Regions from separate parts of the Mus musculus genome. Here region 2 is linked to region 1. The links are chromatin loops, found by intact Hi-C in ENCODE. Cell type or tissue: heart. All regions are shown on one strand.

Evidence for each region. Hi-C counts contacts between places; a loop is a spot of excess contacts. Peaks named below come from ENCODE experiments on the same cell type or tissue, not always from the same donor. Only the 100,000 strongest peaks of a DNase experiment are listed, where the experiment ranks them.
Region 2: a loop joins it to region 1, with 4 times the contacts of the local background. A loop is called at or near these places in 4 of 42 quality-filtered maps.

Annotation. Positions count from the first base shown.
Region 1 is chr8:118,348,514-118,352,513 of GRCm38, forward strand. The region is part of intron 1 of Cdh13 (cadherin 13); the gene reads left to right. Among named protein-coding and RNA genes, the nearest start is that of Gm51555, 17 kb to the left of the region's middle. In heart, no CTCF peak of the experiment used is centred here; a DNase peak (open chromatin) is centred at 1,858; H3K27ac peaks cover 923 bases.
Region 2 is chr8:118,432,118-118,436,117 of GRCm38, forward strand. The region is part of intron 1 of Cdh13 (cadherin 13); the gene reads left to right. Among named protein-coding and RNA genes, the nearest start is that of Gm24035, 7.5 kb to the left of the region's middle. In heart, no CTCF peak of the experiment used is centred here; DNase peaks (open chromatin) are centred at 124, 1,654 and 1,934.

The DNA.
Region 1 (4,000 bases):
TCCAGCCTGGGAGGGTATAGATGCTCACCCATGCCGTTCCTGCCAGCTCTCTGTCTCCCTTGCCCCTGGGGTTGAGCTTCCCTGAGGACTAGTGGAATGAAGAAGAAGCATTCAAACACAGTTGGTGAGGCGACACATTATGCTAATTCTGGCTCAACCTGGGTTGATTGGAGGCTAATTTCAAGAGCATCCAAAGCAAGGCAGACAGCAAAATAGTGCTTCCTCAAGCCCCATCCCAGGTTCCCCTGCCTCAGCATGGCTGCCCTTTCTGTGGGCCTTACAGCAACCCTCACAGTAACCTTTTCTATAAAGACCTTTTTAGACGCCGTGTTTAACGTAAGTCTAACTGGGATCACACTTATCTCTAAACATGACACACCCTTGGACTTAAGTCCACAAGCACAGCCTTCGTCACCGTTCTTCTCCTGGAGTCAGACAATGCACTTGAGCAACTGAGACAAGATATTGAGATGGTCACCTGTCTGTGTCAAATGTCACTCAGCTGTCAGGAGGAGACCATCTAATCTGAGGTGGTTCATATAGCCTCACAAGAGTGATGCTAGCAGGAGCCTCAGGAGTCCTGTGAAAAGAGATTTATTTAAAATGACTCCACCCGTTAGCTGACCCCACATGCCTATGCTTCCAGGGAGTTTTGTTGATCTACTCTCAAGCTAAGACTGGCTTGTGGAACAGTTGGCTTACTGTAGAAATTTGTCTCAGGGCAGTCTTTCCTAGGCTGACGTGCAGAGTAGCTTATGCACATTAGTTATGGCTTGTTATGGGTAGTAACAAACGGGCGTGGCATTATGAGTTCAAAGGGAAATACAACTGAATAAACTGGGAGCAGTGAGGTTAAAAAAGAGGAGATAAATTGTGTACTGAAGAAATAGTGCACAGGTGTGTGTGTATGTGTGTATGTGTATGTGTATGTGTGTGTGTGTGTATGTGTGTGGGTGTGTGTATGTGCATGTGTGTGTGTGTGTGTGTGTGTATGTGTATGTGTGTGTGTGTGTATGTACATGTGCGTGTGTGTGTGTGTGTGTATGTGTGTGCATGCGTGTGTTCACACACGTGTGCTTCTGTGGAGGCCGGTCAGCTTCTGATATTGTTCTATCCACTTGGTTCTTTGGAGCCAGGATCTTTCATTGGCCTGGAATTTACCAAATAGGTGTGGCAGGCTGGGCAGTGAGCCCCAGGGATCTACCTGTTTCTGCCTCCTCGGTACCAAGACGGTAAGATTGACATTACAGCTGAATTTTCATCGGGTGGGTTCTGGGGATCAAACTCAGGTCTTTGTGCTTAGCCAGCAAGCACCTCACCACCCAACCCATCTCCCCAGCCCTCACTGGAGTGTGCCACACTTTCTCAATCATTGGGACCCGGAACTTCTTCCGTGCACAGAGCGAGCCATAAGATAGAACTCTGAAAAACAAGCTGAGAGTCAGGGCCACATGAGGACTGCCCTTCATATGTGATGTCAGAGAATCCTGGCTGCCCTTTCCCTGGGGACTAATGGTCTGGAATGTGGGCCATATCTAATCCTCTCAAAGGCTCAGAGACCGCAAGTCCTGCCCTAGGAGTGGTTCTTCACCTTGTTTTGAGTCTTCTCTTTGTCCTGCAAGATCTCCTGCAGGGCAGCTGCTGACAGCATTTAATTGCCTTCAGTTATGACGTCCCAATGTCCAAGCCCCGCTGCCTCCCAACCCCACAAATAGTGACCATCCATATCGATTCAATTTGTAACGCTATTCTAGTGTTCAAGACGTCCATATAAGGCTGTGTACAAGCAAATGCTGCCCCTCCCTAGTCCCGGGCATCTCCATCCTGTAGCTTCGTGGGCAGCCTCAGCCCTGTGTGGCCCAGCAGAGACTCATTGTCTCTGAGTCATTGCCTCTTCCTGTTTGTTTTCCCCTCTCCTCCCAGCTAATGGCATTACCAGCCCCATTCAACCTCCAAAGTTAGAAAATCTGAGTACTTTTTTATTTCTTCCTTTTCCTTGATAACCTGTGAGCTGATAAATCCTCCTGACCCTATGTCTGAAGTACATGGCAACCACATCTCTCTTTCACTCGTGTGAACATTGCCCTAGTTCAAAGGTCTTTCTGTTGTTCTTGTTGTGGAGGTGGTGGTGATGGTGGTGGTGGTGGTGGTGTGTGTGGAGGTGGGGGCAGATAGAAGACAATCACAGGATGCTATCTACTATTTGTTGCTTGTTTTTGTTTTTGTTTTGAGACGGTCTCTCTCACTGACTTCACTGCCTGAGTCTCAGTTCAGGTAGACTGGTTGACCAGCAAGCCCTGGCAATGTGCCCATATCTACCTCCCTAGCACTAATGTTATAAGCACCATTCCACTATACCCAGCTGTCTTAAGGGGGTTCTGTGTATTACTCACAGAATCTTAGACTTGCACAACAAGCCCTTAACTGAGTCCCCTCAGGGCCTGGCTCCTCTTTGTTGTAGATGAACTATATAGTCTCTTTGCTCTGATTTCTTTCCTCATCTTATAACTCCTGCTATGGCTTAAAAACTCTCATTTAGGGGAGAGCATGCTGGATGTGTCCTCTTTGATTGCATCCTTGGCTAAGACCTTTAGTATTTGTGATATATTTCTTTTCCCATATATATTTACTGAGTATATTTATTTTTCTTTGTTATTTTATTAAGACTTATTTATTTGTTAGGTATACAATTTTCTGCCTACATGTATGCCTGTGCATCAGGAGAGGACACCAGATCTCATTGCAGATGGTCATGAGTCACCATATGGTTGCTGGGGATTGATCTCAAGACCCCTGGAAAAACTACCAGTGTTCTTACCCTCCTCTTTAGCTTAGTATATGTCTAAGACCATCTCTTAGACCAAGTATATGCCTAAGAGTTCCTTCTTCATGGATCTTGCCAGTGTTTCACATGCATCATGGTTTAATCATGTAGTAGCATTTTAGTCTCATGCTTGTTTCTGTGACAAAATACAGCTCAGGGTGAGAAAGGGCATCCTTACTCAACTTATAATTCCAGGTCATATTGTGGAGAAGCCACAGTGTCAAGAACTCAGGAAAGTTAGAGACACTTTATCATCAAAGAGAAATAAATGTATGCTAGCCTGCCTGCTTGCTTGCTTGCTTGCTTTTTCCTTTCTTATAGAGTTTATGACCCTGCGACTAGGGAATAGTACTGCCCACACTGGGCTAGGTGTTCTCACGTCAATTAACTTAATACAATCCCTCACAGTCATGCCCACAGGCCAACTCAATGTGAATAATCTGTCATGGAAACTCTCTTCCCATATGGTTATGAATGGTGTCTGACCCATGATTAAAATTTAACCATCACAAAAACAAGTACAGAAAGAGAGGTGGATAACTCAGAATTGCCCTTGAGTTGCCCTGGTAAGGGAGTGTCGTTGTGAGTCCACTCTTGGTGAACCTGGAGTCTTACTGGCTCTGTTCTGAATGAGTGTGCGGTAACGATGTGGTGTCTGCCTTCTGTACTCCCCAGTAGGGAGGGAGTTCTTGCTTCCCAGCATGCTTAAGGTATCAAAATTCGAAGGAACTGGGTTAGCTATTTGCTCACTTTTATGTCTGACTAATTTCTATGAATGAGAGGATGTTCAGATTGCACAACCGTATTCAAATGCCCTTTTCTCAAGTCAGACAAATTGGGTTGTCAGCCCTACCTGGCAGGGGGAGTACAGTTTCCAAGCACATTAGAGCTTTGTAGAGAACAAGGAAACGGCTGATAAAAGAGCAAACGATGCCCATTTGGCCCGTTAAGAGTCCTGTCTCCAGTCTTACTTTCCTTCCCCTTGGGCCTTCTGTCTCTGAAGCTCAGAACCTGGTTCTCTGTCCTCTTCTGATAACTCACCCACCTCCACACACAATCCCCATGTCGCTGGTCTCCCTCCTCCGTGGCCCATGCCCATGTCTGGCCTATAGCATCCCAGAGACTGTAGTACTTACCCCACTAGCCCAGCTCCATGTATCCCCTTCAAAGAGTCTG
Region 2 (4,000 bases), 84 kb after region 1:
CCTCCCTCCGCAGAGATTAAACAGATCGGAAACAAGGGCTTGTGGACAACAGGTGTGGCTCAGTGAGAGTAAATGTTCTCTTCTGATACTGCAGTTGGCATCCAAGTGCATTTCCTGCCTGTGGAGCCAGCTTCAGGAGCATGGGAGAATGCCTCCGAGCCAGGGCATGCTCTGTGCTCTCCCTTTAAGGCCAAAGGCATCATCAGCTCAAGGAGCAGGCGTCCTCTAGGGGCAGGGGTCCAGGTGGGGATAATGCCTGGATCTTGCAGCTCCAGTCTGCTGACTGGTTAGGCTCTGCGAGGGTGCTAAGGGGCTCCATCATCCCTCATTAACTTGGCTAGATGAACTTGGTAAGCGAAGCTAGCATCATGGAGTGAACCTGTCTTTCTCACATCTTGAAATCAAGAGCTCAGACCATGAGGGCACAGAGAGGCAACTGCAGGAAGTTCCCCAGTTCTAAGACCACTGAATAAAATTCCCAAGGACAAAGAGAAGAACTTTTACCTATTGAAAAGTTCTCTCTCTCTCTCTCACTCTCTTGCTCTCTCTCTCTAAAGGGATTTGCTTGCCTGGTGAGACTTTCTGACCTCCTCAATTGCTCCAGTCCACCTTCCCTCACAACCCAGAGACTCTTACATGCCTGCACTTGGTGCTGCTACACTCAACATACAGAAGAGGGAGGACTCTAAAAGACAATCACAGATACTTACAAAAGAACTCAAGCTCTCAGGATCTGTGGCTGCTTTCAGGAGTCCTATAGCTGTGGCATCTCTTTGTTACATGATCACACCTGCCCATGAGGGCTGTTGGGAAATGTAGTCCAGTCGTGTGCCCATCTTCTCCACCCCCACCCCCACCCCTACCCCAAACCCCACAAACTACAACACTGCTTTTAGAAAGCACTGGGGATCTCTTCCTCACACTATGTTCATAATTGCTCATTGAGACAGTGAAGGGAAGGAACAAATTGGTGATTGTTCCAAAAATAAATCTACCAATCTCTTTTGATATTATGTTATCAGAAACCCATAGGAACTGTTGGATTTGTGTGAGATATTAAGAGGCATGTTGGGAAGACACACCCCTTTCTCTGTCATTTCCAACACCTGATTTGAATACTAATACATCCGCTCTGGGAGGCCAATCCCAGCAATGAGAAGGCCTCCAGAGTTTCCGTAGCACAGCAGTCCTTCATATCCTACCCATGCAACAGCTCTGGGAAACGGAACATGCCCAGATGTTTGCTTCTAAAAATCATTCAGAAAGCCAGGCTGCTGGGGGTCTTAGGTCTTCGAATGACCCTTGCCACACTTCTGCGTGGGTACGTCTGTTTCACCCGGATGTCCCCAGATTGCATGTCACTTCTGTCCAGCCTTTCCTGTTTCCACTTGCTCTAGAGACAGTTAGGAGCTCCCAGGGTATCCTGTAGTCTCCACTGCTGGGGGGCTCCAACACTCAGCTTTCCAAGTGACTCAGGACAGCCTCCTCCTGCCTAGCCAGGACACAGAAATACCATGGAGGTGCATGTACCACAGATGCACATGGTCTCTGCCTGCTGCTGATGGCCTACTTAGTCGCTGTCCCTTGGTCACATGGCCACATCTGCCTGTGGGGGCTATTGGGAAATGTAGTCCAGTTGTGGGCCCAGGAAGGAAGGAGTAGTGATTTGGGCAACAGCTATTGGTGTTCCCTTCCTCCTGTAAACCCCCTGTTTATGGAGGACCTGTTGTGAACCTTTCATTGTCCTAGGACTAAGGATGCAGCTGTTATGAACACATCCATTGTCCTTCTTTCTACAGTTAGAGGCCAGGGGAGGAAAAGAAGCAGTGTTAATGGCTAGCTGTAGAATTAATTACAATTTCAGTGCTTCCTGCAGTGGAGACTACAGGATACCCTGGGAGCTCCTAACTGTCTCTAGAGCAAGTGGAAACAGGAAAGGCTTCTGGACAGAAGTGACATGCAATCTGGGGACATCCGGGTGAGACAGATGTACCCAGGCAGAAGTGTGGCAGGGGCCATTCGAAGACCTAAGACCAACAAATGGAAAATCCTTGGGAAGAAAAGTTTAAACCTTAGATCTCCATGCTGGTGTTAGACATACATGGCTGAGCCACGGAGTCTTGTAAAGAGGCAGGGGATGTGCCCTGGCTGAGACCGAAGCAGTGTCTATGGACTGAGACTGTGGCTGGGTAGCCAGGAACAGAAAAGGCAACCACTGACCGACCACTTCAGAATTAAACTGGACATCACATAGTGAGCCGTGCTTGGGAAAAGTCTCTACTTCATAAAGCCACTGTAAGGAGGCTACCTCAGACATCCAGGACAGAGATGGTGTGGTGGGGACTGACTGAGGGGCTGGCAAGTAACAATGGGAAAGTAGGAAGATGAGTGACTATCTTATTGAGGCGAGGCCAAAATGGCACCCAGGGATGCAGACTTGCAGCTGACTCATGGAGAGGGGAGGGGAGGGGAGGGAAGAGCAGGGGTTGGGGAGAGAACACGCTTGGACAGCACAGGCTCTTCTGTTTCCTCTGTGGGCCTGGTCCCTTCTTGACTTCAAGCCTGTTTAATAAAAACTGGCTCTTTAAGAAAGACAAAGGTTCCATGGAAGTCAGCTCCCCTTTCAGCCCGCACTGCCATGAACCCTCATCACTATGCACGAGGCAGCTGTACACCTGATGTCCACAGCAGGCAGTTCTAGCAGTGGGGGGAGGCACAAGATAAATCACTCATAGCAAATTACTAATTAATCACACTCTTCACTTCAATGACATATACCATCTTGCTTAAGATGTGTCTGCTTATAATCTTGCATTCTATTCTACCAATTCAAAAGCCAGGAAAACCTGCCATAGATTCCCAATGGAGGGCAAATCTTCCTTCTTTTCCTTTGAGAGCTAAGAACTCAAGGGCTATTATTCTAGTAGCTGGAGAGAAATGACGGAAAGAGGGGGTGATGTTGTGTTTAATCAAGTCTCTCTGTGTAGCCCAGGCTATCCTTAAATCAAGCCCCTGACTACAATTGCAAGTGTGCAGTAGTACCCCATCCAGCTGTTGGTCTGTTGGTATTGTCTTTTAATCTCAAAAAACATTGTAGGCAGCTTACAATATGTAGAACAAGGCATTCCTCATGGAGAAGATACAAAAATCACTTTTGAGAATGCCTTTGCCTGGGCATGCTCGTAACACCTCTTTGCGTCTCCAAATCAGGATGCCATCATCTTAAGGGGCGGTAGACAAGAGTCATAAAACACTCAGCTGCCCAATCTGTCACTGGTTAGTAAATCAGCAGGGCAGAGCCCACGTGAGGAGTCACGATTTCTAGTGGTCCCTGATGATGCTTATTTAGAATGAATAGGTCTATAAGATAAAATACAAATGCTTATTTAAAAAAAGAGTGCCTTTGTCTCACATGACAAAATGGGCCCCATCGTCTGGCTGCCAAGGCTGTGCTGTGTTTCGGCTGATCTCTGTCTGGGCAAGTTGAATGCCCGTGTAGAGTCCTTCCAGAAACAGAGTCTGTGCTTTTTACAATGAGTGGGTTCTGCTTCTTCATTTTGTCTGCGTATACAGGCAGACGTGTCCAATCTATTGGCACATATCGCGGCGTCAAAACAAAATAAAATGAAACTCGGAATGGATGAAGCGGCAGAACAGTATATGTTCTGGAGTCTGAACGCACATCCCATTTACCACATTACATTATTTGAAAGAAGTTACCACTGCAGAGGGCCAATGACAACGACAATAACAATATAACAACAACAAAAATAGAAGTGTTCCGAGCACTTGTGTACAAATGATTCTGCTTTACTGGTCTCTAATCACATAAATCTACAAAGACCAGTGTATAGCTGATTTATTTGCTTCTTAGTGTATGGTAGGCATAAATGTTCATCAACTCAATCCCCACACTTAGCCTAAGAAATGGGAGTACGGTTGCCCTGATTGGATAAAGAAGAGCAAGGCAGGCCAGGAATCTTGCAGGGCTTCCACAGGG